Linked DNA regions of Mus musculus: regions 2, 3 and 4 are each linked to region 1. Evidence: chromatin loops called from intact Hi-C (ENCODE). Cell type or tissue: left cerebral cortex. All regions are shown on one strand.

Region 1 (8,000 bases):
GGAGTAGCAACAGGTACAGCTACATCCTCATTGCCAGCTTGGGGGGCTCTGACCCAGGAAGCCAGCGGGTAGCTGGCGAGAGCAGGGCCTCATCCCCACACCCCTAGGCCCTGAGTCGGTCTGAGCAAATTCAGTCAGGCCCACTGAGTTCATCAGGTGTGGGGAACTGAAGGGAGGCTCTGTGGGAGAACTGCGGGATATGGAAATGGCTTCGAGAGAATGACTAAAGATCACAGGGAGCTAATGAAGTTAGCGCCCCCTCTCCATGCTTTGTAACCAATCTTGATCTCTGGAGGAAGCAATTGATGCAAATTCATGGGCTCTTCCCGGGCTATCTTAGACCTTGCTTGTGTTACGTTTTATTATCTCAGTTGTGAACCTCTGGGATGACCTGACATCTACTGAGAAAGGACCACAACAGACTCTCAGGGCTTTGCCTAGGCTATGTAACGCCACAATTTGTTATGCCACGGGTGGCTTGGGATGTCTCCTTGTCACCTGCAAAAAGTTCTTGTTATATAGATGACATAAGGTTGGGTGTTTTGCAACTCTGGAAAGCCAATGATACTTCTACCTACCCTGAAACCCTGCTGGGGCTGGGTGATTTGAAAAGGCTGCTAAGTGACAACCCTAGTCCCGGGGTGGGGAGGGGGATGGGCCACCTCCTTGTGAATTGTTAGCCAGGAAAGCCCCAGAGGCTCCACAAACCATAAAGGCTACTGCCACAGATGCTGGTCACATGCCAATCATACGGCAAGACCCTAATGCTGAAGATACTACACGTGCATGCATGTGTGTGTACATGATCTGACTGCAGGACATGGAGAAACTAAGCTAGACTGAACTGGGAAGTGCCAGTCTGACAGCTGGCCTTTAGAATCCCAGAGATGGCCTGCAGGGCACTGGTAGAGAACTGTCACCAACATTCCTGCCAGGCTACAGACCCTGGGAGCTGAAACACTGACAGGCAAGGCAGGCTGTGCGTGCTTGCACAATAGTGGTTCGATTGTCATGAGTACAGCCTTCCAATCAGATTTAAGGCCTACACCACAAGAAAGGGTTTACATCTGGTACTGTAAGCCAGGACAAAAACTTGTGGCTGGGAGGTGCTAAGTCACTAGACGGACGTGTCGTGCCTGTCCCATAGATGTGTTTACGCCCATAGATCATTTATCAGCCTCAACTCATAACCCCCTGTGAAGCTTCTGAGAACAAGTGACTGTCACCGTTGCGTGGTGGCCTTTTTCTTAGTCATAAGTGGACATCTATGGTCACTCCTTCCAAAGCTTGGGGATCACTGGGGAGGAGGGGGGCAGGATATATGTAAGAGCAGGAGGAAGTGGTAGGGTGTTGTATAACAGTCTCCTTCAAGATTAAAACATTCCATCCTACAGGGAGCTTCTTAAGCAAGGAGGTGAACAACCAAAAGGTAGCTTCCGGAACTCCCTGAAGCTGAGCAGACTCACCAGGCCCCTTCCTGCCAGATGAGCTGCCTGGATGAAGCAAAAACCAGCCCAGCTGCTGGAAGAGGTTTAGACCAGCTGAGCCACCTGGAAGGGACACTCTCCGGCCCCCTGAGCTGCTGCAGGTGGTGGTGTGTGCTCCAGGTTCTCAGCTTCCTGAGCTGCAATCTGTGCTGTGTGGGCTTTGATGAGGCAACTGTCGTGGAGTCATTTCTGCTCCCGTGAGTAGCCAACCCCTCCCCCATATAAGTGACCCCAATAAAGCTTTGGTGGTATCTATACTTTGGTCTGTTGTGGGATCCTTAACTGGAGTAGATTCCTCTTCCCAGGAAAAGTTTTGTCATGTGACACAAGGTCATCCTAGGCTGCATGGCAGGTCCACTGCCAGTTTGGACTACAGGAGATCTAATATCAAAAAATAAATTAAAACTGGGGAGCTGGCAAGATGGTTCAGTGGGCAGGGATAGGCTTCCAGGATTAACGACCTGAGTTTGGTCCCTGGGATTCATCTGGTATGGTCCCCTGACCTGATGCATTGACACACACATACACATACACACAACACACACACACACACATGAATAATGTAATAAGGTTTTAAAGGTTTTCATCAGCTCTGGTCCAAGCTGTCTGTGCTGTGCATGTGCATGTTCACGTGTGTAGGTGTACATGTATGTGTATATGTGCATGTGTGCACATTAATCGGGAGACCCAACGTTGATGCCAGCTGCTCTCCTCTCTCTCTATCTATACTGAGGCAGGGTCTCTGACTGAGCCCCTAGCTTTCCCACTGGCTGGTCACATTGCCCCAAGGGTCCCATCTCTACATAGCAAGTGCAGAGATTAAAAACGGACAGCCACACCTGCCTAGCTTTTCCCTGGGCTCTAGAGAGCTGAACTCTTGTCTTCACACTTGCAAGGCCAGTGCTTTACCCACTGAGCTGTCTCCCCGCCCCCATGATTACTGTTTACGTCCCCAAGGCAGAACTGCTGTGCCCACACTTCGCAGCACCCTGCTTTTCCAAACACAAGCCCACAAAGATGCCCAAAGCCACTAGGTACTCATTCTGACCGGAAGACTGCAGAACCCAAAGTGTGCCCTGCACACCCAGCCCAGGCCCTTCTCCCTAGGGTAGGGCTAGGAACATAGGGGCAAAAAAAAAAAAAAAAAGCAAAAACAAAACAAAACAAGGAGTGACTCTGCAAACCACAATTTCTTGTTTTGGTGAGCAGGCTCTGGAGAGAAAATCTTTATTAGTCTCCTCCCCCAAAAAGCAGAAGCATGAGATGCATTCTGGGAGCTGTGTACCCATGATCCCTTGGGGTAGGCCTGAGAAGACCCTCCGGATGCCTGGAAATGACAAGGTCTCTGTCCTCACTCAAGAGGAGTCCTCAGGGCAAGGCTGACAGGACCTCCCCCCCACCCCAAACCCCAGGGTTTTCTGCCCACCATGCAGTATCTTCTTCCTTGCCAGCACTCTAACCAACCCAACCAAGGAACAGGGAGTGAAGGACTCAGCCAGTCTAACTCTAAAGGGACATCCTATCTACCAACGGTTACCCCAAAACACCATCATCGGTCTGCAACCACCTACTGTGTGTCAGACAGTAGGCATTAACTTCAGGCTCATTCAAGTTCCATGATACCTGTGTCAAAGAGCTGCTCCACTGCACCCAAAGTACAGATGTGGAAACTGAGGCATGGTACAAGTTGGTCTATGGGGGAAAGCCTGGCCCCACACTCACCACCAATAAACCCAGAGCAGAGAGGACATGGGGCCACCGGGGAGCTCACTTCAACTTGCTGCCTCAGTTTCTTCATCTGTCAGTGGGCTATCAACAGCACCCTTCTCTCGGAGGGGTTAAGTGGCTGCCACAGGCAGAATGCTGGGCACTAAATGACAAAGGTCAGCTCTTACATAATGGCACCTGTCATGTTACTATCCCCACTGGTGCTGTCCAAAACAGCCCCAAGATCTCAAAGTAGAGACCCAAGGTTCCCAGTCAACCCCCCCACACACACACCACCCCTGCACGGTCAGTAGCATCTACAGTGGCCTAAGACTGCGCTAACATCACCATAACGCATCCCAAAATTTTCTGCTTCCTCAGCTGAGGTCCTAGGATCCTAGGAGACAAGGAAGGGCACAACCCAGTGTCTGGATGAAGCCTAAATCCAGTGTGGGCACGCTGAAGGAGCTCTGAAGCCTCAGGAGGGGAACAGAACAGACTCTTTGGTTTCCGTAGCTGGAATCTAGAGATCAACAGGAAACTCAATGGAAGTCCCCAGGCTGTCTCTAGTGAAGGCTCAGACCCCATTCCCTCCGGGCAGCTCCCTATGACAGCCTCCTCTGTGGGAGCTCAACCTACTACCCTACTCACCTGTAAGATTAATTATCACATAAGGAATAACCCCAGTTGATATTTACATAGCTGACTGCCTGCAGGCACTGCTTAGAGTATTCAAGATAAGTTACACAATCCTATAAAACCAACAGGACAACCTCTAGTCTCCTCTCCCACTTTATAAGGGAATAAAGGCCCAAAGATGTCAAGCCAGCTTGCCTTAAATCACAGAGCCAAAGGCCTCACACCACACAGTCTGGCTCTGAATTTGGAGCTCTGGACCTTGTATTATATTATTTATCTGTCTGGTTGTTTGTTCATTTGTTATTTGTTTATTTATTTTCAGGGGTGCACGTATGCTATGGTGTGGCCTTAGGGATCAAACTCAGGTTCTCAGGTTTAGAGGCAAGTGCCTCGAAAGCTCTCATCCTTCCCACCAGCTCAAGCTCTGGACTTTTTAAAGAACCCATTTTGCCACTGTAAAACTACACTGGCTCCTCCCAGACAGCCAGGAGCCCAGGGAACCCCCTCCAGCCAGGGTGTACAAAAGCTGACAAGTTGGGGTGGGGAGAATCCCAGAAGAGCTGCCCGCTCTTCTGTGCCCTACTGCATGCAGAAAAGCCCGGGTGGTCAGAAGAGCATGCAGCTCCCGGCCAAGCTTCCAGGACTAAGTGGCCTCCCTCGGGTTGCCTGAGGGCCATTCCCTAGTGGCCAGAGGTGGCCTCCAGGGCTCACAGGGCAAGACACACTACTCAGGTTACACAATCAGTCCTCCACTTCTGGCACTGGCTTGGGGACCCAAGTAAGGGCAAGGCAGAAAAGCAGCCTGGGGTCCCCTGCTCTTGTACACGTGGGGAAACCGAGGTCAACACAGGAAGCAACGGTGTCCCAAGACACAATAATGTCTGTCTGGCTCATCTCAGAATGCCCCAGTCACACAACAATGGCTGTCCACAAACGACAGGTGTCCTGGGATGACATGAAAGTCAGAGAAAACTTTTCCCCCCCTGGTTTCTTTAATTCTAAGAATGTGGACTCTAATCAATTTCCATTATCCTAGCGGCCCCGTCTCCGTAGGGACGATTTAAAACCGCAGTCAACCTAGCACAACAGCCAGGGGCACACATGGGGGAGTGGGTTTTGTTTTTTTTCCCCCATTAATATAAAAACTAGTTTAGATTTCCTGTTTCTTTTTAAGGCTGAGCAGCTCAGTCACTGCGAGGGGGAAGTGAGGAGTTCCCTAGAATCTGTCATTGCTCAGCAATGCCAGAGTGGCTGCCTCTTTCATTTAGAAACTGCCAGCTTCAAGCCCTACCCGATTCTCTCTCTCTCTCTCTCTCTCTCTCTCTCTCTCTCTCTCTCTCTCTCTCTCCCCCACCCCCTTCTCAACTGTGAGAGAGGAAGAGATGGGAAAGAAAGCCAACCCTGTCTTATTCTCACAGGCCTTTCCAGAAGGATCCTTGGGCCAAAGGGCTTTCAATGCCTCCACACAGCGTCTTCCCCCCCCCCAACTTCGTACTCCCTCCTCCCTCAGTGGGAACCCCCCCCCCCGACCTCACACAGACTCCCCTGCATCCTTAAGCCATTGAGTGTTTCTTTTTCCCAGATGGAGAGAACTCCAGTGTGATTGGGGGTCTCTTGAAACACACACACACACACACACAAACGCACGCCTTCCTGAAGCAGGGTTAAGACTTCCTCCAACCCAAGAAGGGAGTTAAAGCGGCCCCAGCAGGAGGCACGGAGATTAAAGCCCTCAGGTCTCTAAGACCAGCCCTTCCCACCCCCTCCAGTTTTCTCACTTCCTAGGAGGGTAGGGAAGTGGCCCCTTCCTCATTCTCACTAGAGACACCAGGGCAACTACGTACCGGAGTTTAAAGCCCCCGCAGGGCTGCCCTGGGTCACCGCCCTGCATCCAACCCTACGACGTAGCCTGCAGAACTATCCAGAGCAAGGGACTCAACCTCTCTGGAGCCGAACTCTTCCCTGATCTTAAGGATCAGAAAATATAACCTACTGATGAGCCCGGTAACGGCACAGTCTGCTGATACCAGTGTAAGGTGCGTGGTACACAGACGCACTCGGACGCTGTTTTGCAGTCTAAGGCTTTGACTGTGCAATTCGAGCTGGGGCAAGGCTACGGAGCCCAGGGTCCCCGGTGCAGCTAAGGAGCCCCTACCCGGGCTTCTCCCTACACTGGCCCCCCAGCGGGGCGGCCCCGGGCAGCGGCCGCGCGGATGTAACCATTTCAAACTATGCACAAGGCGGGGAGCCACAGACAAAAGCGCAACGCGGGCCGGCCGGCCACAGGTGGCGGGAGCTCACCGACTGCAGGAAACGCAAGGTGCCCACGTAGTCGCGCTCGGTGCCCAGGATCTCGTTGAGTACGCACAGACGGAGGCGCAGCTGGCGCTCCGAGTCGCGGGCGGCCGCGCACGGCCCGGAGACGGGGCCGCGAGCATCGGGATGCGCACCGTCCCCGCCTGGGTCCCCGCCGCCGTCACCACCACCGCTGCCGGGTGCCTCCATAGCCGCGCGGCGCCCGAACTTCCCGCGCCGAGGTCGCGCCGCGGCTTAGGCGTCCGGGCTCCGCATCCCGGACAGGCGCCGCTCAGCGGGCCCGGGGCAGGCGGAGCGGGGGCGGGACCTGGGCGGGGTCATGGTGTATGGGCGGGGCCTTGGTAGAGAGGGCTGAGCGATGGGCGGGGAAGGAGGCGGGGTCAATCTGCTAGTGGGCGGGGATCTTTGTAGAAAATGGACGGGGTGGGGCGGCACCTCATGCGGAAACTGGGCGGGGACTAATGGAGAATGGACTGAGCTGGGGCGGAGTCTGGTGGGATTGGGCGGGGATTGGGCGGAGCCCCCTCCCGGCTTCCAGGGAGCGTCGGCCAAGAGCCGGTTCGTGCGCGCGCCGCACAGTCAGAGTTTGGGGCTGGAAATGCGTCGCCCCAGACCCCAGTCAGGTCGTGGTTCTGCTGAGTCTGTAGGCCAAGACCCATTCAGCAGTTCTGCAAGAGCAGCTCGCGCCATCCACCCGTAAGGAGTGCCCCGTGGGTGATCTGCTGGAGCCGGATCAGCGACCACCACGCGCATCTCCTGACGCCCGGAAGAGCAGCTCGACGCCCCCACCAACACGGCCGCTCATGCCCTCGGCTTACGGTGACCTTGGAAGAACTCTAGCTGCATCTTTGTCCTTACTTCTGTTTCTCTTTCCGTCGGAGCTCTGCGCCTACTGTCCCAGCGCTCCCCATCCCTAAGCAAAGGTGCCCACTTGGACGAGACCGTTGCAGGAAGCCGCCCTCGTACCCACCAGAGATAAAGCCAAAATGGGAATTTTGCTGCCAGCCGACAGGCTGTTCTGTGTGACCTTGATCTTTCAAACGTTCAGTTAACGTGCTAACCCCCCTTTACCCTCGAGAGGCATTGGGACCCGAGTCAGCCTCTGGGGTTCAGCCCCTCATTGATGACCTTGGTCAGCACCCCCATCCCACCTAAAGCTCCTCCGTTTGCCTCACAGTACAAGGGGAAGAACAGTAACACCTAACTCTTAGGGACCAGCATACGGCTGAGCCATAGTCCCTGGAAAGTGATTTTAACACCCTAGAAAGTCTTATCTTCGTTCTTAATTATTCCTGCCTTTGTCAACTGCCCTCTTGACCGGGCCTCTGAACTGCTTGTTCAATCCCTACCTGCCCCGCCTCAGATCTATTATCTCCTATGGAGTCAGTCCCTGTTTCACAAAATAGCCTCTGTGGAGTGTCATCATTTCTGGGGCAGGAGCACTGTCCTCTATTTACTTCCCTTCAAGATGCCTAGAATAGTTCTCTGGGGCCTTGAAGTAAAACAGTCTTTTGCACAAGGATAGAGGAGAGACTGTGGTAGCTCCTGCTACCCCTGGCCCTGTTCCTTTGGGGCCTAGGGCACCGTGACATTTGATGTGGGCAAGGTATCCTAGGTAAATGGATGTAAAAGGGTGAGCCCATCAGGTATTGGTCATGGAGTGAGTGTTTCCAAAGAATCATTATCTTCTTGTTTCTGAGCTTTCCAGACATAACACTGCTTCTGTCCTTAGATCCAGCACCTTTTTGGGTTTCAGTGGGCCCTGTCTTGAAATCATTACTCGCTAGCTGGTAGCAGTCACGAGCCAGCCAAATCCAGCTGCCTGGGTGACCTTGGCCAAGACACTTCACC
Region 2 (8,000 bases), 88 kb before region 1:
GTGACAGACATGTCCAAGGCACAGGAAGGAAAGAGCCCTGTTGGTGCAAAGTCACCCACCCAGCCTGGCTGGTCACACATCCTGGTCTATACTGCATTGTGAGCTCCTCGGAGTCACCCCCTCAGCCCCATGGCAACCAGGATGTGCCAGAGTGTGTCTAGAGACTGCAAGGAGCTGAGGACAGAGGCCTGTGACACAGTTGGAAGGCAGACCATGTGGCACTTGCTTTGGGTAAAGCCACAAGTGGCCCCTACAGTCAAAGGAGCCAGATGCCAGGTTGGCTGCCTTACCAGCCACCTTGCCTGATGAACACACCACCCTACCTACTCAGGCCAGTTAACAGAAGCTGGAGGGAGGAAGCTAGAAGCTCGGGAAGCTGGATGGAAAGGGGGAGGGCTGTACTGCTAAAGCCACAGAAAGCCAGGCCCTCCTGTGGCAGCCCGTCTCACAAGGGGGAACCTTATCTCTCCCACCATCCACTTGATCGAGGCCAAACCTCAATGCCCCTTCCAAAGTCCATCTGCAAGGGACTCTGGGAGCTAGAGGGCTCCCCTTGGGAAGATGGCCAGTGAGGGAGAGTTCAGGGGACATGTCACCCCCTAGTCTCTGAACAAAGCCCCAGTCTTCTCTGCAGCTGGACCTTCCATGGGGGGGGGGGCGCCAGTACAAGAAAGGAATATTAAATCCAGGAACACCCAGGTCCCGGTAGGGTTGGGGGCGGGGCTTGGGCTGGGGGTGTCAGACAGCAACGTCTGTCCCCAGAATCTTTCATCTCAGCTCCTAACCTCTCACTCCAGTGGAGCTGGCCTTTCCTACCGGTTGCATTTCCTGTCTGTCAGCTTTCTAGAGACAAGAAACTTCCAATAGTGTAGGAGGCAAGGGTCAGGAAAGTGCGTTGGTTACAGGCTGAGGAGATGGCTCAGTGGGTGAAGGGGCTTGCTGCCAAACCGGATGATGTGAGTTCAACGCCTAGGTCCCACCCAGTGGAAGAAAAGCGCTGACTCTTACCAGTTGTCCTCTGACTTCTACATACATGCTGTGGCACACTGGGCTCACACACATGAATGCACACACACACACACACACACACACACACGTAAGTGTGATAAAGAAAAGTCAGTTACATACACTGTGTGTGTGAAAGCTTGATTCTGTCAACCTGTCAGGACCTAGAATCACCTTCTAGACTTCTGGCTGTGAGGAAGTGTCTAGACTGTGTTTACCGAGGAGGGAAGATCACCTTAAACGTGGGTGGTATCATCATCTGAGTACAAAGGAGAAGAGAGCTATCTCGCCTCTGCCGGCTTCCTGTGGGTGTGCTGGGACCAGCTGTGCGAAGCTACTGCTCTTCTCCATCACGGTGGGCTGCACCCCCAGCTGCCAGCCACAACAAACTCTTTCTTCCTTCCGTGGTTTTCATCTGGCATTTTGTCACAGTGACAGGAAAATAAACTAATACTGATAGATATGTAAATGTTGCCCTCAGTGCTGGCACAAGAAGCACAAAGGCTTGTAGGTGTCAGGAAGGCGAGGCCACACACAGTTACTGAGGGGAGTTGGCATGGCCTGCAGTGACAGAGGCTAAGGAAACAGGCGTCTCAGTGACAGCTACTGGGAGACACAGCAGTGTTACCAAGTTTTCTACCGAAATGTAAAATCTGGGATTTTATGTTTCATTGAGTCAACTAAGTCACTTGTAAGCAACCACACGAGGCAGGCCAAACTGAGGAGCGAGCCCGTGATCTACAGCTCCAACTGGGGGCCCAGCCCCCTCAGCAGAGGACCCTGACCACGCACCTCCCAGCCTTCAATGTGAGACTGCAGCTGCTCCAGGGCCTCCAGCTTCTCCATCTGCCTCTTAGTCTCATTGATGTTGGAGCAGACAGTCTTCATGGCCTGCAGGGCACTCTGTACCGCGGTGTGGTCAGGGTGCTTGCCGGGGGTCCTCTTGGCCAACTCCTAGTGTGGGAAGGGGCAGAACAGAGGGTGATCAGTGCAGGGGCATAGACTCGGGCAGAGGTAGAGTCACGCCAAACCAGTGTGCCAAAGGGAGGATGAGCAAAGCTAACACTTGCTGGCTCATTCACACGAGTGTCAGTCTTCCCAGAGAACTAACTAGATCTGGGGTCACATAGAAGATAAATCCCTGAGTGTCAATGAGGGCGCTTCCAGAGAGGTTTAACAGGGTAGGCTGGCCTTGAACATGGGTGGTAAAATCCCAAAGGCTGGGCTTCCAGACTGAACAAAGAGAAGAACGGCAGCTGAACACCAGCATCCACTCCTGTCTGCTCCCTGACTACAGACACAGAGACCAGCTACACCCCTCTCTTTCCTGATGGACCGGACCTGAAAGAACTGCAATAAAACCATCCTCCCTTATGATGATTTTGTCAGATGTTTCATTCCATTGACAGAAAAGGAAACGAAGACATTCATTTGTTCCCTCCCTCATTCATTAATTCGTTCTGTGGGTGCCATCTGACTGTCTTTAAAGGGAGAGTCAATATACCAGGAAACAGACAAAAAACACTTTGCCTGGTGGGTATCATAGAAGACAGAGGCCAGAAAGCTAAGAAAAATTGGGGACCACCAGGAAGAAACACTTAGAGAAGTTAGAATAGAGAGCATACAAGCACCAATCAGGGAGGCTGGGGACGTGAGGAGGGAGCAACATGGCGGGCAGCCGGAAGAGCGGGCTCAAAGGGCATGACAAGGGATGGCAGGTGACTGGGGGAGGGGGTCACAGAACACAGAAATGGGCAGGTCACAAAGGTGACCACAGACACTGATTACCCCAGCTCTCTTAGTGAACTGGACAGGGGGATACGCCTACTGGGGCTCATGCACAGCTCACTGGTAACCACTCCCCTATGCGTATGTCCAAGGCTCACCCTGGGTTCAGTCCCCAGGACTGAAAGGTAAATAAACGAACAGGCCTCTTGCTCAGAGGACACAGGGCAGAGTGCATAAAGCATCCAGCCCGGTTGCCATCAGCTGACTCTTGTCTCAGACACAGGCCAGGACATTATCAAAGCCGGACAGTGGTTTCCAGAGACAAGGCCTTGTGTAGACCAGGCTAGCCTCACGCTTACTATGTAGTTGAAGAACCCTAAACTCCTGATCCCCCGGCCGGCCTCTGCATCCCAAGAGCTGGGATTTAAAGCGTGTGCCACCACGATCAGTTTATGCAGCACTGAGGGCAGGAGCCAGGGCTTCCTGCATGCTACTCAAGCGCTGTACCAATTCACCTCCCGGCTGATCACAACCACAAGAATCCAACCACTCGCTAGGTGTGGTAAGTGAGATGTGGAAGAGACCTAAGGGCCAGCAGCAGTGCTGACGATGCTGAGGTGGCAATGCCTGTGCCAGGTCCTCGCCTTCCTCGGTCAGGGCATTAGGACAGCATCAAAGAAGTTTCCTGAACCAGACACCCCACCCACCAGCCTGCCATCAAGCACTTCTCTACTTCCTGTGTTCACGGTCAATGTCCCTTACTTCTGCACTGGGTACCAGGGTGGCTCTGGCTACTAACTGGATAAGCACAGGCCAACCACACCCCCACCCCCACATCCCAGCCTCAGCATCACCCTTAGTCCCCTGGCTGGGCTTGAAAGACAGGTCCCAGACTGTCTGACAAAAGAAACTGTGGTAGCCAAAGCCACTGGGGAGGAGGGGCTGGGATTGCAACTCAGGGACACCAGCTTGCTCGGGACAGCAAGGGATCGACCAGGCACCAGCCACACTTTGGTCAGCTCGATAAGTGTCCCAGGAGGCCATTATGGAGCAGCGGCTTGTTCACAGACAGCAGCTGTCTCCTACCCCTGACAGCCTGAGCTAAAAGTCCAGCCACTCCTTGGAGGGGTCCCCCCAGGCAGTCAATGCCCAGCACTCAGACACTTCCTGTTCCCAGCTGACTGCCCCTGCCTCTATTTCTGCCTGAGGTCAGCAATGAAGGTGGGAACAGAAACTAAGCACAAAGGCCAGGCTGGTAAGTGGCCCAAGCTGCGGGGGGGAAGTGCAGACTTTGGTGTCTCGGGCCACAGAGGAGTGTTGGCTCCGCTCCATGAAGTTCCAAGAACTGAGAGTCGCCCCTGCCCCTGCCCCTCTGTGCAGGCTGCTTCCTCCAGGCATGCCACTCAGGCTCTTACAGGGAGAGGAGTCGGGTGGGAGAGAACTGAGCATCAGAGAGAACCCCACAATGCACAGGCTTGTTCACTTTCAACCCTGCAGGGCACTCCTGGGAAAGGGAAGCCTCGGCCGCGCATCCATCAGAGTGCAGCATCAAACCAGGCCACTTCCTCACCAAGAGCTAACCTAGTGGGCTGAATTCCAAATGGAAGAACCAAGACCATACAACTGAGAGAGGAGAACAGAGAAGGGAGCCCTTGTGACCCAGGTCAGGCAATGTGTTCTCAGGCACACACACACACACACACACACACACACACACGTAAAGCAGTCTCATGATCCTGACACTCTACCTCGTCAAGTCCTCACCATGTCCCCGAGGACACGTCCAAAAGGTGGGAAGAAGAGACTACGGAACCATGTCCAAACTAGACAAAAATCACAACCAAACAGCAAAAAAGATGATCCAGGGCTAGGGGGTCAAGGGGGCAGCTCAGTTGGTAAAGTGCTTGCCTTGTAAGAACCTGAGTTTGGATCCCCAGAGCCACCTAAAAAGCTAGGCACCTATAAGCCCAGAAATGGTAAGGGAGGAGGTGGAGACAGGTGGCTCCCTAGAAGAGGGTAGACCAGCTAGCCTGGCCTACATGGTGAGGACCAATGAGAGACTGTCTCGAATAAAAGACAGAAGGTACCTGATGACAGTCACCCAGGGTGTCTGTCTGTCTGTCTGTCTGTCTGTCTGTCTGTCTCTATCTCTGTCTCTCTCTCTGTCTGTCTGTCTGTCTCTATCTCTGTCTCTCTCTCTGTCTGTCTCTCTCTCATACACACACACACACAAATAAATAAATATATAATAATATAATAAAAAATTTTTTAAATAATGTGGGGTGGGGGAGGGGTCCAGATGGGCAGTTAACACTTGCTGCTTTTCCAAAAAAAACCAGAGTTCACTTCCCAACACCCACACGAGGTAGCTCAACTACCTCTGAGTCCATCTCCCAGGAATCTGGCCCCTCTGGCAACCATACTCACATGCACACGGGTGCACACACACACACACACACACACACACACACACACACACACACACAGAGCGAGATTTTAAAAAATAAAACAATTTCTTTAAAAATAAAATTGATGAAGAGAGCCATGCAGAGGGCTGGCCCATCAATGGAGGCTGCTTCCGCACCCAAACCCCTCTTTGATCCCTGGGACCTACAATCTACGTGGTGAAAGGTGGGATTCCCTGTTCATTTCAGAACGCAGCTAAACTCAGGTTTCTCTGGGTAAAGTCAGAACAGAACCAGGTTCCAAGGAGACAGACTGCCAGCCTGAAAATTCCGGGACCCACACCCAAAGTGACAGCTGTATGAACTTACAGGGTCCAAGAGGTATTTCTGAAAGGAACTCCAAGCTCTTTGCTAAGCACCTTGGGAGAATGATGACCAAAAAACTCCACTGGGCCCCACTGGAGTTCAGAGCGTCTAGTAGGCAGACGAGGGGGATAGTGGCTGGGTGGAGTTAATTACATCCTTATGATGGTTAGAGTTTTCCTTGAGAAAGAGGTCTGCCTTATAAAGCAGTGGGCACCCCATCACTAGGGGCATCGATGAGAGGTTCAAGTCTCCTGTGCATCTTGCTTCCCAGACCCTGCTGCCAGGAGACAGAGGCAGCCCACATCCACCCTTTGCGAGCAGGTGAACTGACCTCTCTGAGCCAGAATGTGCTCACAGCGAAACCAGGTAGCATCCCCTGGCGACCCAGCAACAGATGCAGAAGTGAATGAACGGGAACTTCTCGGCAAACAGAGTGAGCACCGGGTTTATCATGGTTGCTATTGTTTCCGTGGTAACGGTAACTCACTTCTTGCTGTCTCTATACAGCCAGAGTAATGACAAGAGCTGTTCAGGTGGGGATCACACAACAGCATCAGCTAGGAGCACTGACTGCACACCAGCACGGAAACCAGCATAGCCAAGCATTGCCACCCCCAAAGAGGAAACTGAGGCACGATCGACAGAGCCTCTAGCCCAAGACCACGGACAGGAAGTGGGGCATGGTAGATGGTAGTTTCAGGTCTCCTTCTGTTATGTATGCTCTTGTAAAACTGTTTGGAAGAGGCCAGCCCTGGGTGAGGGGGGACAGCGGGCCACCACACAAGCCAGGGTGTGAACCTGCACAGCGTCGTTCTACCCTGTGTGGTTTCACAGGTAGCCTGGGGTTCCAGGAAGTAAGGAAACAGGGCAGCAGGCCTGGGCTTCTGCAAGCCACCTCATGCCTCTACCTCCTGCAATCACTTATACCAAGGTGGTGCCCTCAGGTATGACTCTGAGCGACTCCATCCTGCCCCCAAAGTAGGGGTGGTCCTGCCACAGTACAGCCACAGAGTACAACTCAGAACATGAGCTTCTGACACCAGATCCAGCCAGGCAACAAGAAAAGGTCAGGTGTGATACACAACTGCTTGCTCGCTAGGTCTCCATGGGGCCCAACAAGGGCTTATGGGAAAACATGAAGAGGAAGACTGGAAGACAGATGGGACATCTAAACCCACCATTCCTGACCCTCTCCTGGGCTATGGGTCCCAGAGATGCCACTACAGGCAGGCTTCCAGCGTAGGTTCGTGTCGGAAGCCTGGGTCTTCCCACCTCCACCTCAGGAAGGGAGCCCAAGACCCACTCAGCAAGGGCTTCAGCCAGGACTCAGGTTGGGGGGCTCAGAGGGATAAGCCCTCTTTTTCCTGAGGATGTAAGCCTGATGCTGCTGGTGACTGATGGGGAAGCCACCTGAGGGAAGGGCCAACTGAGCTGGAGACACTGGCCTGGGGGGACCCAGATAACACTTTTTGTTTGTTTGTTTGTTTGATTGGTTGGTTGGTTTTTGTTTGTTTGCTTTTTGGCTGAAGCAGGCCCTGCTGGGAGTCCTGGCTATTTTCCACTCTTTTCTGAAAAAGCGAGTGTAAGTTAGGTTTTCTGGGTGTGGAGGTGGCTAACGACATAGAATGATAAATTAGGTTTTTCAGTCACCAGTGGGATGTGGTCATCAAACTAGTGTAAAGACAACGCTGGATTCGTTACTGGGAGATTCAATGAAACCCATCACTGCCTGTACCCTGGCCTTCCAGATGCCTGAAAGTCAACACAAGGCTAAGAGGCCATGCCATCATCTCCGCAGAGAAAAGAGGGGCCCAGAAAGGAAGGGGTGCCAACCACAGGCTAGACCAAACAAAGCAACAACCCTACTTTCTGAGGCTGAGTATAGATTGGACCTCTCTATGTAAGCTCTGCTCACAAAGGCCCCTGCACCAGGCTCCTCTACTTAGCTCAGAGAGCGCAGCCCAAAGGGTCCGGTGCCCCCTCTAGGATGCTGCGGATAACAGTGGAGAGCATCTAAAGGTGTCCGGTTTGAATGAGAACGGCCCCCACTTGGCTCATAGGTTTGAATGCTTAAGTCACCAGGGAGTAGAACTGTTTGGGAAGGATTAGGAGGTGTGGCCTTGGGGGAGATGTGTCAGTGTGGGATGGGCTTTGAGGTTGTAAAAGCCCACTGCAGGCTCTTCCCTGCCCCTCACCCTTCTCTCTCCACCTGCTACCCTGGATCAGGATATAATGCTCTCAGCTACTTCTCCATGTTTGCCACCACACTTTCCACCATGACAATGAACTGACCCTCAGAAGCTGAGAGCAACCTCCTCCCCCGCCCCCAGCTAGATGTTTTCTTTTATACTTTGCCTTGGCTATGGTGTCTGTTCACAGCAACAGAACAGTGACTGAGACAGGGGATTGCTCAAAGAAAAGGAGGGGCTGGGGAAGTGCCTCAGTTACAAAAGTGAGGACCTAAGTAAGCTTGGGTCCTCAGCACTTGTGTGACAA
Region 3 (8,000 bases), 65 kb after region 1:
TCTTGGGACTGAAGTTACATTTTCAAGCCACCATTTGTTGGGGACTGAACCCAGGTCTTCTGGAAGAGCAGCCAGTGCTCTTAGCTACTGAGACACCTCTCCAGCCCTGCCTCTTTTTTTTTTTTTTTTTTTTTTTTTTTTGATTTTTCAAGACAGGGTTTCTCTGTATAGCTCTGGCTATCCTGGAATTCACTTTGTAGACCAGGCTGGCCTCGACCTCAGAAATCCGCCTGCCTCTGCTTCCTGAGTGCTGGGATCAAAGGCGTGCGCCACCACGCCCGGCTCAGCCCTGCCTCTTTTTAAAGACAGTATCTCAGCCAAGCGTGGTAGCACACATTTTTAGTCCCAGCATTCGGGAGGCAGAGGCAGGCAGATCTCTAAAAGATCTGGTCTACATATGGAGTTCTAAGCCTGCCAAGGCTATGTAGTCAGACCCTGTCTCAAAACAAAAACAAATACAAAAACAAAACCCACCAAACAAGCAAACAAGCAGTGTCTCGTGTATCTCAGGTTGATCTCTGACTTGCAATGTAGCCAAGACTGTATTCAAATACCTGGCCCTCTTTTGGGTTATTTCACCTCCTGTCATCCAGGGAAACATACCGACTTGTGCCCTGCTTTTAGTGACTTTGTGATGGCCATAAACCAAAGACACTCTAGACACTCCCAAGGAACGAACTGATGGATAAGCTACAGTATAGCAAGTCATAAAGTACAAACAGCCAGAATGCTTTTGTGGGTTTTTTTTATGGTAAATCTGCACTAGGAATTTGGACCAGAGAGGGGAAAGGCCAATTGTAATGAAGGCCACTGTGCTGCCATAAACAGTTTACCATTAAAGCTGGCTGACCAACAGCTCCAGGGTCCCTCTGCGTGAACTCTTTGAGACTCACTCTGGGTGGCACCGTGCCCCAGGCTGGGGGAGGAATGACTTTGAGACGCTTAGCTCCGATTCTACTACCAACTCTGTTCTGCACAGACTGGGTAGCCATCCTGGAACTGCCACCCTCACATCCCCTGGGAGGGAAGCAAGCACAGCCACCCCTGAGGACCTGAGCAGAACAGGCCTGCCAGGTAAGATTTTGTTCCCTTCCTACAGTCTATGAAGGCAGCATGCTGTTCCCATTGCTCTGGAGCTGAGCTAGAAATCTCTCAAGCTTCCCTGCCCTCCAGGAGAAGGTAAGCATCTTTCTCATGGATGCCAGGTCCTGCACTGCCAGACAGCAAGGCCTCTCCCTCTTCGGTACCCACAAGCTGCCCCTCAGAGGCAAGTCATCCCTTAATGCAGAGACGGGCAGCTCCTCTAACCTCCCTCAACTGCAATCACAGCCTCTTTCAGCAGGAATCCCTTTCTCCTAAACAGTCCCAGAGTCTCAACCTGAGCTGGTCTAGGATGCGAGTCTTGTTATTGTCCTACGATCAGTAAAGGACATGGGGCCGGCCATTTTTTCTGTATCTTCTGGATGTATTTCAGAGATGGGAAGGTTTCTGGAAGGTGGGATAGCCTGCAGTCTCCTGCAGTGTCACACAGCCCTGGGTTTGAGTTCTAACTTCAGCACCCCTCTGCTGTGTGGCTGTGGGAATTCACTCTCCCTCTCTGAGCCTTGACCTGTCTCCACCTCTGCAGACCCTTGCAGGGGCGTTGCAGCGATGGTGGGATGCTGTGGAATTGCACTCAGCTCCCTGCTGAGGGCCTGGCGTGAGGAGGGATCCTCCGAGCCGGCCATCCTAGAAACAGAAAGAAAGCCTTCCCAGAAGAAATCAGTGGGAATTGAAAGGGACTTGAAGAGAAGAGGAAGGAACAAGTGTGGTCAGTGACAGCTGTGACCGGGGAGAGGGACTCTCTCCAGGGAGGGGGACTGCCTACTGAGGACCATGGTGCCCATGAACAGTGGCGGGGACCGGCCTTAGGAAGAACGTGGTCTGTGACAGCGCATCCTGGGTACCTCACTCCTCTTTAAGTTCTTTGACTTTGGGGCAGGTATGCAAAGCACTCCCCACAGCTGTGTCACTATGGTCACTTTAGAAGCCAGACCGGTCCCTTTCTGGGGCTGTCTGGGGCTGTCCTGGATTGGAGCATCTGGCCACTACATCCATGGTTTCTGTAGACATCAGCAGCACCCTGCCCCCATCCGTAACAACCAAAAGCAGCTCTGGAGGGTGGTTCTTATCCTGCTAAGAACTTGAGCCCAAGGCTTGGAGAGAGATAGGTCAGCAGTTAAGAGCACTGGCTGCTCTTCCAGAGGTCCTGAGTTCAAGTCTCAGCAACTGCATGGTGGCTCTTGTACAACCATCTGTCATGGGATCTGACAGTGTACTCATATTAAAAAACAAAAACAAAATTTAGGCTCTAAATCTAATTAAGCCTCACAGTCAACGTGGGACCATAATGATAGCAATGCTGCTACAGCGCTGCTATGAATGGCAGCCATGAGGACTGGCCGCCTCCTTTGTGGCACATTTACTGAGCATTCACTGTGTGCTAATGGCTGTCGATGCAGTATGCATCAGCTGGTCCAACCCTACAGCCCATCTCGTGTGGGTAATGCCAGCGCCAACACCGACGAATTTAACGTCCTGAGGAGACTCTCTCCAGATTTGATCAGTAGCTCCCCGGGACTTACAGGAGACTGAGAGGAGACAGCTTTGGTGGAAGACCCCCCCCCCCAGTTTTGAGGGTTCTTAGTCAGTAGTAGAAGGAAGTGAGAGAAAGGGGGGATGTGGGTGTTTACCTCTTCTCACCCTGTTAAAAACCTGAGCTCAGGGCTGGAGAGATGACTCAGAGGTTAAGAGCTCTGCTGCTCTCCCAGAGGTCCTGAGTTCAATTCCCAACCCCCACGCCCCCGTGGTGGCTCACAACCATCTATAAGTGAAATCCTATAAGATCCAGTTCCAGCTGGGCGTGGTGGCCCACGCCTTTAATCCCAGCACTCGGGAGGCAGAGGCAGGTGGATTTCTGAGTTCGAGGCCAGCCTGGTCTACAGAGTGAGTTCCAGGACAGCCAGGGCTATACAGAGAAACCCTGTCTTGAAAAACAAACAAACAAAAAAAAAACCCCACAACAACAAGAACAAAAAAAGATCCAGTTCCCTCTTCTGGTGTGCAGATGAACGATGTACATGCAGACAAAACACCCACATACATACATACATACATACATAACTACATACAATCTTTTTTTTAAAGTGGGGGAATAGCTCAGCAGTTAAGAGCCCTGGCTATTCTTCTAGAGGACCCAGGTTCAATTCCCAGCAGCCATATGGCCACATGGCAGCTCACAACCCTCTGTAGCTCCAGTTCCAGGGGATCTGGCACCCTCACACACACATACGTGTGTAGTGAGAATTTGGTTTCTTTTTCTATTTTTTGGTTTTTTGAGACAGGGTTTCTCTGTGTAGCCCTAGCTGTCCTGGAATTCACTCTGTAGACCAGGCTGGCCTCGAACTCAGAAATCTGCCTGCCTCTGCCTCCCGAGTGCTGGGATTAAAGGCGTGTGCCACCACGCCCGGCAGAATTTTGGTTTCTTCAACAGAACAAAACAGAAATATGAATGTACTTTCATCTAAATCCCAGGTGTGGCGCTGCGGGGCTGCTTTGGACTGCCCACAGCCTCGTGCAGGGATGTGATTCTGCCAGCTGCTGATAGTTTCTGTGATTGTGTGACATTTGGGATTCTAGGGACTTTTCAGAGAGTATAAAAGTGCTCGAGCCTGGAGAGGCATAGCTGGTTTTTAGTTATTGTTGGTTGTTGCTGGTTGTTGTTGGTCATGGTTTGTTAAGTAGTCACGCGCAAAGAAGAAATTGGATATCCTGCTAGCAGAGATCAAAGTTACCCCAAGGAACTCAACACCCCTACTCAGCAGGAAGTAGTCTAATGACAATGTCACCCTTTTCTGATCCCTGACTCTATTCAGGGATCTTTCTTTTCCTCTCTATCCATTTTTCTCCCTTATCCAGTGTTAGGGGATTGAAAGAGTAGAAGAAAGAAAAACCTACAAAGTAGCCAAAGACAGCTGCATACATGCAGGCAAAACAAAACAAAACAAAACCAATGCATATAAAAATAAATACACCTTTAAAATGTTGCCTCTTCATGCACACATGTGTGTGCACTGCATGCATATGTGTCACGTATACATGTGTATATGTGTATGGGCATTATGCATCTGTGCATGTCCAGATATGAGCATATGTGTGTGTGTATAAGATCTTCAGTAGCTGATGTGTCACAGCTCTGACAGGACATTCATCCATGAATCCCCTCCCTTAGGCTCCTTAAAGTTCCAGTTTGCATCACAGGGCCCCAGGTTAGCTCTGCTTTGCAGCTTCTCTTGGTCCCATATCTCACCTCATCCTGTCCCCACCCCACCCCCGCCTCCCCACCTCAACCCAACCCCACCCCCGCCCCCTTCCTCCTCCACCCCCCCCCCCACCCACAGGGCAGCAGTTTCCTCCCACCACCTGGTTGTTGGCTGTTAATTGCCTCACTTCTGCCACCCATGGGGCATTCCCTGAATTACACTCTGTGGGGTTCTGTTTCTCTGATTGGATACCTGATCATTAACTAGAGTTTAGCTTCCTAGGACAAGGTGACCAATCAGAATAATGAACTCTTGGCAACATGTAGAACAGAGCAGCTAGCCATGGAAATGCATGTTTGACTGCCAGGGCTTCTGACTGCAAGTGACAGAAAAATAACACAATGCTGTAAGAAGCAAAAAAGAACTAGTGGGTGTTTTGTTGTTGCTGCTGTTGTTGTTTTTTAAAGTTAAAGGAAGGGCTGGGGTTAAAGTTCAAGGATGGGCCCCAGATCTTCTGTCAGGATATTTGCCTGCAGCTCTTTGCTCTGTGTGGACTTTATATTCTCTGTCTCTCTGTCTCTCTCTGTGTATGTTTATGTATGTGTGTGTGTATGTGTGTGTATGTATGTGTGTGTATGTGTGTGTATGTGTGTATGTATGTGTGTGTATGTGTGTACGTGTGTACATGTATGTGTGTATGTGGTCATGCACATACTCATGCATTACATGTATATGACACAGGTCATCCATAGGTGTGTTGTATCCTTTGTCACTCTCTGCCTTATTTTTTGGGAACATGGAGCGCATCGGTTGGCTAGCCTGGCTGGTCAGTGAGCCTCGAAATCCTCCTCATCTGGCTTCCAAGTGCTGAGACTGCAAGTAGGCAGCACGATGTCAGCTTTTTATGTGCACCCCAGGGATGCAAACTCAGGCCCTCCTGTCTTCACCTCGAGCTCTTTCCTTGCCAGCCGTCCCTCAGCCACTTCTCTCCCTGGCAACAGAGATGATGCCGGCAGCAGCAACTGTCTCAGTACAAAGACCTCCTCCATCCGTCCGTCCATCTGTCCCAATCCGAGGAACTCTCAGGCTGGGTGCCTGAGGGTCAGCTTGTGGGCCTGGTCCTGAGTCAAGTGCTGTGTCCTGTGCGATGGGCTCATTTTCTCCTTATGAAAAGACCGTGGTATTTTATATCACACCAAACTGGACATTCAAGCTGTTCTTGCCACAATAGTTCCCTAGCCACACCTCCATCTCTCCAATGGATCCATCCCTCCACAACCATTCCATGTCCATTAGGCCAAAGATCCTGGTCCTCTCCCTTTTTAACACTAATGGGGCTGAAGAGATGGCTCAGCCACTAAGAGCACTGACTGCTTTTGCAGAGGACCTTAGTTTAGTTCCTAGCACCCACATGGGGCAGCTCACAATCACATGAAACTTCAGCTCCAGGGTAGCCAAGGCTCCTTTGCAGTCTTCTCTATCCTCAGACACAAGCAAGGCAAACTGTGTCTCCATACCTGTGCCCAAGGCTGGGCTTTGGCTCAGTGAAGTCCTGCCACCATCTACTTGGCATAGCTGTGGTCTGCATTTTTGGGGTCCAGATGTAGTTCCGAGGCCTCTGCTTCCTCCCTCTCAGGGTGTGCAGACACCGATGTACACCAGGCTGTACGCTGGGCTAGAAGGGTGGAGCAGAGCCTGGGACGGGTGGAGCTCTGCCTGATCCAGGTGGGGGTGCTTTTCTGGGGATACTAATGTTGCAGCTCCTTTAGGTGAAGGCCTTCTCCGATGATTTTCAATGAAACAGTTCTCTAAGACTCTGAGAACTTCTTAGTGTGTGCATATTTCTTTATTCTGGGTGGGCTTGTACACATATACTTCAGTTGGGTGAGCCAAAGGTTGTATAGTTTTGGGGAAGGGGGTAAGAATATCCAGGGTGGGCAAAGGTCATTGGCTGAGGGCTAAGGCACTGATATGCCTCATTAGCATAGGGAGGCATCCCAGAAATCTCAGGTGGGGGGCTATGTGACATTCCTCAGGTGTGGGGTCCTGAACACCCACCCCAGAAGAAGAAGCCCCGCTGACAAAGGGAGTCCAGCATTTTGTACTGATCTCAGGGCTATCAGGAAATGTCAGCCTTTGACCTTAGCAGCAGGGTTTCCTGACATCTGCCTGTTTTATTTTTTAACTCCTCCACCACCAAAGCAGCAGGGATGCTTGGAACCAGGCTTGCCCTTGTTGGGACTGCATCCTGCAGATGCTCAGAGTCCAGAAGAGGACATCTGATCTCCTGGAGCTGGAGTTAACAAGTGGCTCTGAGCAGGCCAGTGTGGGTGCTAGGAACCAAACTTGGGTCGTCTGTAAGAGCAGTGCACCTCTGCAAGCCAGCTCAGCTGAGCTCTCTCTCTGGCCTTACTTTGTTCCTAATTCATGGACAGATGATGACCCATCTCTCCACTGCACTGAATTTTATTTACCATAGCTCATAGCGGACATGTGGGGCCTAAGCTTCTCTACTTGGAGTAAATAACCTTGTGTTTGTGTATGAGATTCTGTTTCTTGCTCTCAGTTCTCTTGGCTAAATAGTCAGGACTAAGGTTGCTGGGTCATATGGTGGATTTTTTTAAAATAAGGATTTTATTTTTATTTTGTGTACGTTGGTGTTTTGCCTGAATGTATGTATATCTGTATGAGGATGTCAGATCCCCTGAAACTGGAGTTACAGACAGTTATGAGCTACCAAATGGGTGCTGAGAATTGAACCTGGGTCCTCTGGAAGAACAGCCAGTGCTCTTAACTGTTGAACCATCTCTCCAGCTCCAATCCAGAGTTTTCTGATATCAGCTCTTCTTCGGGGCTCATGCTAGGCATCAAGGGGCAGCAGTCTCTAGCCTTTTGGATAGCTCAAAGTCAGTGGCAATTCTTACAAATAAAATGCATGTCTGGATGATCAACTTACGGATGACCTACTTTTTATATGGGCGAGTCAAGGCTTAGGGGAAAGTCAACTGGAAGAACAAACAGAAATATTTATACTATCTGGCATGATGATTCAGACCTTTAACTCCAGTACTTGGGAGTTGGAGGCAGGTGAATCTCTGTGAGTTTGAGGCTAGACTGGCCTATATCATGAATTCCAAGAGAAGCTAGACTGGTCTACATCATGAGTTCCAAGATATAGTGAGACCCTGCCTCAGGAAAGAAAGAAAGAAAGAAAGAAAGAAAGAAAGAAAGAAAGAAAGAAAGAAAGAAAGAAAGAAAGGAAGGAAGGAAGGAAGGAAGGAAGGAAGGAAGGAAGGAAGGAAGATAGAAAGAAAAAAAATAAAAAATATATACATTATCTTTTGTTGTTGTTGTTGTTGTTTTTGTTTTTGTTTTTCGAGACAGGGTTTCTCTGTATAGCCCTGGCTGTCCTGGAACTCACTTTGTAGACCAGGCTGGCCTCGAAGTCAGAAATCCGCCTGCCTCTGCCTCCCGAGTGCTGGGATTAAAGGCGTGCGCCACCACACCCAGCCTATATACACTATCTTAAACTAGTATTTCACAGTGAATGAATATGAAGGAGCAGGGCATGGGGGTGGGAGGTTCGTGCTTATAATCCCAGCATTTGGAAACTACAGGCAGAAGGATCTGGAGTTCACAGCCAGCCTTGGACACATATCTTGAGGACAGTCAGGACTACAGAGACCTGTCTCAAAAGAT
Region 4 (8,000 bases), 76 kb before region 1:
AAGACTCTAGAATGGGACTGAGCAGCAGCAGCAGCAGCTCATGTGCTCTGGCACAGCCATTTATGTCCCTTCTCTGTGTCCCTAAGGCCTCGCCCACCCTCCTGACTACACTGCAGGGGTGTGCCCTCACTGCATAACAAACTGAGAAGCACCATGGTTACAAGCTCTGCACTACAAAGGAGAAACTGAGGCATAAGGAGTGGCATGACTGACTCAAGAGCTGGCACTAATAAACTGCACAGCTGCAACTCTCGCTCACACAGGCAGCCGTGGACTACCAAGCCCAGCCCTAAGGCAGGACCACTGAGGGGTGGGCAGCCATGGACTACCAAGCCCAGCACCAACACAGGACCATCGAGGTGCTCGACAGGGCCAGAGAGTGGGCAGCCAGGCTTGCCATCAGCAGCACATCCTCCTGCTCGCTTTGGTTTGCCTTAGGGGTGGGAGGTTGAGGGTTTTTTTTTCCCCTCTGTTTCAAAGCTTTGCAAAAGCACAAGTTCTCAGCTCATGAGTTACAAGAGCAAACTACTTGCTGGATCTGGCCCTGGTCTCCCCAATCTCTCTCTAAACCCCACAACCTGTGTCTTTCTGAGAACTAAGGACTAGTGTGAATGCAAAACAAAAGGGTAGGGGACAGACCAAGGGGCACCACCTCCAAGGGACAGCTCAGGCTCCATGGCCAGATCCGCCTGCAGCTTCAGAGCCCAGTCTGTCCACTGCCCGGGCCCTCACTGAAGTCACAGGAGGATGCAGCTGAGCTTCCTGGGGAGTCCCTCAGAGGTCCAAGCGGCCATGGCCGGAGGAAACACAGGGAGAGCTGAGCCCCACTCCCACAGCTTCATGTGTTAGCACAGCACGCTGCGTGGGCTGGAGAGACGGCTCAGTCCTGCTGTGGAAGAAAAAGGGTCCGACCTCAGGATGCAAGCTGGGACCTCTGCACTCACACAAAGGCCAGGTGTGGTGACACACGCTTGTAAGCACTGTGCTGGGGAAACAGAGACAGGAAGGCAGGCTCCTGGAGCTCCACAGCCAGGCAGGCTAAGGTCCAGGTCCCACTAAGGCGCTCTATCTCAAAGACAGATAGATGGCTCTGAAGAATACATACACCCAAGATTGGCCTCCGGTGTCCACACACACAGAAGAACCATGACCCCAGCAGTGCTGACAGCTCCAGGATGCTGTCAGCTCAGATGCTCAGGGTCATTCACCTTGAGATTTCCCTCAGCACCATCCTTACCCTCCCTGCAGTTCATGGAACAAAGACAGAAGTAGCCCCTGCGAGCAGGTTCAAGAACGAGGCATGGGCAGTCAGTTAGATTAGCCTGCCGGCAGGAAGCCCCACAAGCCAGCCATCAGACAGGCGTCGGGACAGAGTCAGGGTTGGCACTAGCCAACAGCCACCATTCGTAAAGTCTGGGAAAACAGAACCAAGCAGCAGATGGGGACAGGGCCATCCACGCAGCCTGGGACCTGCCTGCCTGTCGGTTCTGAAGCTGAGGATGAAGCTGTCAAGGGTCAGAGCTGCCCTGGACCGCTCGGGCAAGACCAGGCCAAGGTGGCTAGCAGGGAAGGTGACAGCAGGTGCATGGGTGGCTTTCCTAGTCATCCCATGCCCCGCCAGCAGAGCCCAGGTTTTGGTGCCAGCCTGTCTGTCCCTCCTTGGGGCTGTGGCATATGGGTTTCAGTAACTGGCTTAAGGCTCAAGTCTGAGTAAAAAGTAATAGGTTCAGGGGCAGAGCACCTGACCCAGATCTCAGCCAATCAGAACACAGTCCTGCTCTGCACACTGCTATTGGACTAGAGCAGAATGTGGGTCCCATCTTAGCCAATCAGAGCATAGCACTACCCAGTGGCTAATGACCAAGGGAAAAGCAATGGTCTAAGGAGGTTGGAAGAAGATCAGAGGGCTAAGCCAAAGTTTCCCATGATTGGCTAACGTCAAACCACATGACTCAAATCCAAACCATTTGGAATACACCATTCCCTCAGCCCCAGATGGCTGGCCACAGCCGGAGTGACTCTCGGGCTGTCCGTCAGAACTCCAAGAGAGAAACTCACTGTCTTCTGCTGACTTTAAACTTGACAGGGTGTGAGTCCAGATGCCTACAGCCATCTGCTGCCTCGCTAGAGATGAAGTTGGTTGTGGAAGCCCAGAGAACAGCAGAGAAAGAGGCAGAAGCTGGGCACGCCTGGCCTAGGGCCAGCTCTGCCACCAGACACCACGGATCCTAAAAGCTAACAGCTTCTCTTATCAGTGGCAGGCCGGCAGAGCCCGCCATTTTTGCCTGGGGACAGGTCCACGGGAGTCTCACCTTGAGCAGGAGCGGGTACTTGCAGATTCTCTGGATCGGGGACAGCAGGTAGCCTTCCAGAGGAATGTCAGTGGTCTTCCGGCCCCCCAGAAGCATGCAGCTCTACAAAGGACATGAGAGACCATCATTAATAGACTTGAAGAACAACACGGGAGTGTGGGAACTCTCAGGACATAGTGCTCAGGAGCAGCTATGCGACCCTAGGAGAGGGGCAAATTCTGAAACTCTGCAGAAACCTTTATGGTGCCGCATGCTGGGGCCTGGGGCCTGATCTCACCCATGCCATAGCCGGTGTTAACACGGAGTCACCCCACACACAGTGCCTCAGCAGTTAAGGTGGACCATAGAACTGCAGATCCAAAGACTTTGACAATGAAGATTTTACAGACAATTTCACCATTCTGGTCGGAGAAATCTCTCTCTCTCTCTCACACACACACACACAGAGAGAGAGAGAGAGAGAGAGAAGAGAGAGAGACAGAGACACAGAGAGAAACAGAAACAGAGAGACAGAGAGAGCAAACAGTCAAACAACCTTATTTAGGCTGACCAAACCTGAGAAGCCCTGAATAACCTTCGGTAGAGAAGGAAAGCATTTTTGCTTAAATTGGTTTGTAGCCATACATCAGCACCCCAGACATCAGGGAACATGGGAGAACCAGGGTCACATACAGCAACACAGATAAACCCCCAAACCTACTGGAACAAGAAAGAAAAACAGAAAGTTATGGACAGGACAACCCCATTCATAAACCTTTTAAAGGCGTCGAGAAAAAGAAACCCAAGTGTTTGGGTTTTGCTGTTCTGTTTGTTTATTTTCGTGTGTATCTACGTCTGTCTGCATGACGATACTCCACGTGGATGCCACGGAGGCCAGAAAAAAACCTCAGGTCCCCTGGATCTAGAATCACAGGCAGTGAGAGTCCCAAGCCCTGGTCCTCTAGAAGACCAGTAAGAACTCTCAACTGTGCCTCCATCCCAATGTACGAGGAAAAAAAAAAAAAAAACGAACATTAAGCAGAGTCACCCCAGATTTCAACAGGCTAGGAACCGAGAATCTTACTTCTAAAATGAGGGTATGTGGTGGCCTGGGGATGCCTAGAAGCTGGGAAAGTCCAGAACCAGGACTCTGCAGTGGTTAGCAGAGCCCCCATATACACCCAGCCCAGTACCAGTACCACTGGGTAGACTGAGCTACCCAGTACCAGTACCACCAGCAGCAGCAGCAGCCCTGCCTCCCAGCAATGCCCTCGCCTCTGCTCATCCTGGGCCCGGCCCACAAAGCCTTCTCCTGCCCCAGCATGTGACAACGGCCAGAGCCTGACCTCCAACCAGCCAAGAACTGGGAACTGTTACTATTTCAGTGCACAGCTCAGGCACTGGAGTTTGGGGTTTTCAGAACCAGTAAGCCACAGACGGTGGCGTGGGGAGTTACAGGTGTGCATGCTCCCGCTTGTGGGTATGGAGGCCAGGGGTCAACATCAAGTTGTCCTCTGTTGTATCTACTTATTTCTGAGTCAGAATTTCACTATGTGCCCCTGGCTATTCTGGACCAGGCTGGCCTTGAACTTAGAGATCCATCTGCTTCTGCCTCTGCCTCTGCCTCCTAAAGTCTAGGATTAAGGGCCCACACCATCACACCTGGCTGAGCCTGGAGCTCAGTAATTACATGAGGCTGGCTGGCCAATGAGCCTCGGGGATCCACCTGCCTCTGCCCTCCAGCACTGAGATTACAGGTGTGTACCACCATGCCTGGCTTTTCACACAGGTTCAGGGGTCAAACTCTGGTCCTGACTTCCTTTACTATCTCCTCAGTCCCTCTCAAGACTCCTTCACCTAGTGCTAACACAGAAGGCAATTTATTCCATGTCACAGGTAATGTCTTCCCTTTATGAGGGACTCAGACACGAGAACTCATCTGGTAGATACAGGAAGCATGAATTTCAAGTCTGAGGTTGGCGGTCTTGGTACCAAGTATAGCGTATATACACAGAGACAGCATCACCAGCACCTCAGCCTTCCCCCTCTGCAGAAAGAAATTAGCCTGGCCTCCCAGGAAACAGGACCTCCTCCTATGGTTTACCATGATCCCAGCGTGGTTAAATATACAGGCATATAGCCTCAGAAATGAGTGTGCCTGCTGACCCCTAATTCCCATGGGGTAACTACGCACCCAGAGTTGGCCTTAGGACCAGGGAGGGATGCCCGACAGCCCTTTGGGCATCATCATAGGCTCCCGTCTCTGAGAGGCACAATTCTGGATCCTGGCTGTAGCTGCCCACACATCCTTAGCCTCTGCATCTGCCCCTGGCACAGGGGAGGGGTCCTGGCTGCGGCAGCTGGGTGATACCAGACCCCACACTGCGCACACTTGGGCCTTTGTCCTCACCACAAGCTGCCTGGATGATGTCAGTTCCAGGCGAAGGAGAACAGAGAGCTGAGGATGAGAGGACTTGCCAGAAGTCCTTTAGATTCAAACGGGATGACCACAGCCACCACCGGTCCCAATGCTCCGACACCCACATTGTCTTGCTATTCCTTTTCTTCTTTGCGACAGGGTCTCATGTACTCCAGGCAAGCTGTGAACTCACTGTCAGGAAGGGATCACTGTGAGCTTTCTGATTCTCCTGTCCCTACCTCCTGAGACCTGGGATTACAGGCACCCAACAATATGCCCAGTTTCTGTGGGGCTAGGTAGGGAACTCGGGGATGAACGCACACTGGGCGAGCGCTCTACCAACTGAGCTACATCCCTGGCTGGCTCTCTTTCATTTGAAAGGAGAGCAAGCAAACACTCAGACTGTTCACTGCTCTCCTGCCTCTTCCAGGCCTGGAGACAGAATTCCTCAAAACCCCTGTTGACACACGACCCTCAGATGAGTGCCGCCCCATGGCGACCCTAGCCCTGTGATATCCACGTTCACTCTCTGGGTATAGATCACACTTAGACCCATGGCTTTAGAGAGCACCTTGACTGAAGAGCCTCCAGCTCCCTCCTCCAGCACTGCTCCTTCCTGCAGTCCAGGCTCCAGACTCCTCTGCACGCCTTGCTTTCACCTAAAAGGGCATTCCTGCTTGGCCTGCCTGCTCCCCCACCATCTGAGGACAAACTACTCCAGTCAGTCCATTGGTGGGGTCTCATGACACTTCTAATTGTCAACTTGGCACAGCCTAGAATCACCTGTGGAGACTTAGATCCAAACAGCCCATGGGCATCTGTGGGGATCGTCTTGGCTATGCTAATTGATGTGGAAAGACCCAGCCCGGGGTGGGCAGCACCACTCCCTGGACTGTGCCCCGGAATGTCTAAGAGTGGCCATGAGCTGGGTGGTATGATCCTGCCAACCTCAGCACCATGTCTCATTCAGAGAACTTAAGGCTACATAATACATCTTTAAGGTATACCTGGTCAGCCTCCATGAGGACAGGGACATCTGCTTTGTCCACTACTGTACCACCCAATATTGATCCTCTCACGATGACAGGCTCTCCACACAAAGCCACCAAGTGAACTCATAAATCGACCATTTAACAGACACAGAAACACTGAAAGCCAAAGTCTCCGAGGCCTTCCACAAGTGAACAGCCATCTCCAACAGAGAGCCAGCTTGTCTGTTCCCAGCACAGTCACCTCCCATGGCATCCATGACAGCTCTTTTGCAGGTGGCCAGAAGCTATGAGATGCCAGCCAGGAGGGAGACAGATGGTACAGTACAACACCCCACACGCCGCCCTGTCTACACAGCCCCCGGGCAGCTGCCACCAGAGCGTGGCAGCCCAGCCCACCAGAAAGGCTGCGTGCCTGCGTGAGAAGGAAGTGGGGGACTCTTCCTTTATAGTGCCCCCTTCATTTCACTGACTTCTTCTTGCTCCCGCCGCCCCCAGGATCCCTGCAGAGTCCAGGGGTGGGTCCTAGGCAGCAGGGACTAGAGAAGGACAATGTTGCTCTGAGACCAGGGCAGAGGGACCTCCCTGTCTTTGTGTTCTGCCCAGACTGTTTTATGAGCACAAGAACAAAGAGCAAAGTTCAAAGGTCCAGACGGCAGGAGTAAGGGAGAACTGGCCACGAAAGCTTGACAGAGTGGAGACAAAAATGGGATAAGAGCGGGGCAATTCTCCGCCCTGGGATGCTCACTGGCCCTGGAGGCGTATGAACGTGCCAGTGAGTGCCAGTGAGGGAATCCCATGTGATGCTGGCATCAAAGGCCTGGGGATGCTTGGCAGGAGGCTGTGCAGAGTGGAGATGATGGCTCAGAGGGTAGAGGGTGGGGGGAACGCTGTGGTGCAGGTTAGATGCCTGTGAGCCTGGCTAAAGCCTCCCCAGCTATACCACTGAACCAATCGATTCCATGAGCCAGAGCTCTCTTCTCATGGGAAAACGGCAGCATGGACCATGGAGTCCCCGAGGTTTCCCTGGCCAAATGTGCAGGGACTCAAAGGTCAGAGTCCAGGACTGGTGCCCTGACAAGCTCTCTTCAAGCACAGATCCTGAGAGACATCTGGCATCACGAAGTCCTCAAATCTACTGTTGACAAAGGATGGGGTGGTACCCTCATGCCTTCTTAGACATTTTAGATGGTCACAGGGCTGACCAGAATAAAGCCTACACTCTACCAAGCATTATGGCACGTATCTGTTACCCCAACACCACAGAGGCTATGGGAATTATCACAGTGTGGGCTACAGAATAAGATCTGTATCAGTAAGTGAGAGATGGGCAAGCGAGATGGCTCAGCAGGTGAAGGGTGTGTACCAGCCTGAGGACCTGAGTTCCATCCCCAGAATCCACTTTGATCCTTCCCTTCCCTTTACTTCAGGCCAGAAGTTGGAAACTGACCCTAACCTGGCCACTGCCTGTTTCTGTAAATAGCCCGGGGAGATCCCCAGATAGGAACTGTGGGCTGCTCCGGAGGTCAGAGATGGATAGAGTGGGCAGGGCGGGCACTCACCAGGAGGAAGGCACGCACAGCAGGGACCTTGTTGAGCTCCACCAACAGGCGCAGGGCCTTCTCGTGGTTGCTGCAGTACTCCTCATACACACAGAACTTGTCCTTCTGCAAGACAAGGGCAGAGCTGTGAGCCGCTGGGCACAGGCAGAGGCAGGCAGAGAAGGCAGATGGGGCTCCCTGGGGTCTTGCAGAGGATCCAGGCTCGGGCCTCGCGATGAAGAGATCCAGAAGCTCTAACCTGCTTCAGGTCCGGGTCTGTCTGTCTCTGGCAGCCTGTGTGACCTGTGACCTTCTAGCAATAGGGAGAAGCCCGTCCCAGACATGAGCTGAGCAAGGGGACCCAGACCTGGACACCAGCTCTGCATTTCCTGCTGTGAATCTGAGGTCCCCACAGGACCTCAGTGTCCTCAACAGCCAAGGTGGTGCTAATAAATGTTAGGGATTTGCCACAACAGGAGGCTACCTCTGTTGACCTCTGGGTGACTCTGAGCCCCAAAGTGGACTCCTTCCAGCCCAGAGGTCACCTGAAGGTCACCAGGTCGCTATGCATCTGTCATATTTCACACTTGGACAAAAGAGAGCTCTCAGCAGGAAGCTTTCGGCTAAGCATTCCCCACTCCAAAGGGTCCCAGAATCGGTCAAACCCCAAACCAGGATGTCCTGAGGAGGCCTCTCAGGGCCTGGGGCCTGCAGAGCCTAGACCTCAGATGAAGGATGGACCAGAGACCCCAGGAAACTA

The links. Peaks named below come from ENCODE experiments on the same cell type or tissue, not always from the same donor. Only the 100,000 strongest peaks of a DNase experiment are listed, where the experiment ranks them.
Region 2: it touches region 1 in a loop (2.7-fold over the local background); 11 of 42 quality-filtered maps call a loop at or near these places.
Region 3: it touches region 1 in a loop (2.4-fold over the local background); 20 of 42 quality-filtered maps call a loop at or near these places.
Region 4: a loop joins it to region 1, with 2.7 times the contacts of the local background. A loop is called at or near these places in 11 of 42 quality-filtered maps.

Annotation. Positions count from the first base shown.
Region 1 is chr2:166,707,381-166,715,380 of GRCm38, forward strand. Prex1 (phosphatidylinositol-3,4,5-trisphosphate-dependent Rac exchange factor 1) reads right to left here and starts at 6,452. Exons shown (of 40, transcript NM_177782.3): 1 at 6,135-6,452. The coding sequence starts at 6,338. Gm46777 (a long non-coding RNA gene) reads left to right here and starts at 6,449. Exons shown (of 3, transcript XR_001783555.2): 1 at 6,449-8,000. In left cerebral cortex, no CTCF peak of the experiment used is centred here; DNase peaks (open chromatin) are centred at 4,448, 5,080, 5,618, 6,188 and 1 more place; H3K4me3 peaks cover 3,586 bases; H3K27ac peaks cover 2,944 bases.
Region 2 is chr2:166,619,375-166,627,374 of GRCm38, forward strand. Prex1 (phosphatidylinositol-3,4,5-trisphosphate-dependent Rac exchange factor 1) reads right to left here. Exons shown (of 40, transcript NM_177782.3): 6 at 1,798-1,959. Among named protein-coding and RNA genes, the nearest start is that of Gm29679, 59 kb to the left of the region's middle. In left cerebral cortex, no CTCF peak of the experiment used is centred here; DNase peaks (open chromatin) are centred at 3,548 and 4,054.
Region 3 is chr2:166,771,969-166,779,968 of GRCm38, forward strand. No RefSeq gene overlaps it. Among named protein-coding and RNA genes, the nearest start is that of Gm31117, 9.9 kb to the left of the region's middle. In left cerebral cortex, CTCF peaks have their summits at 3,577 and 4,515; no DNase peak of the experiment used is centred here.
Region 4 is chr2:166,631,054-166,639,053 of GRCm38, forward strand. Prex1 (phosphatidylinositol-3,4,5-trisphosphate-dependent Rac exchange factor 1) reads right to left here. Exons shown (of 40, transcript NM_177782.3): 4 at 7,262-7,366; 5 at 2,313-2,414. Among named protein-coding and RNA genes, the nearest start is that of Gm50596, 68 kb to the right of the region's middle. In left cerebral cortex, no CTCF peak of the experiment used is centred here; DNase peaks (open chromatin) are centred at 787, 2,019, 4,717, 6,003 and 1 more place; H3K27ac peaks cover 5,900 bases.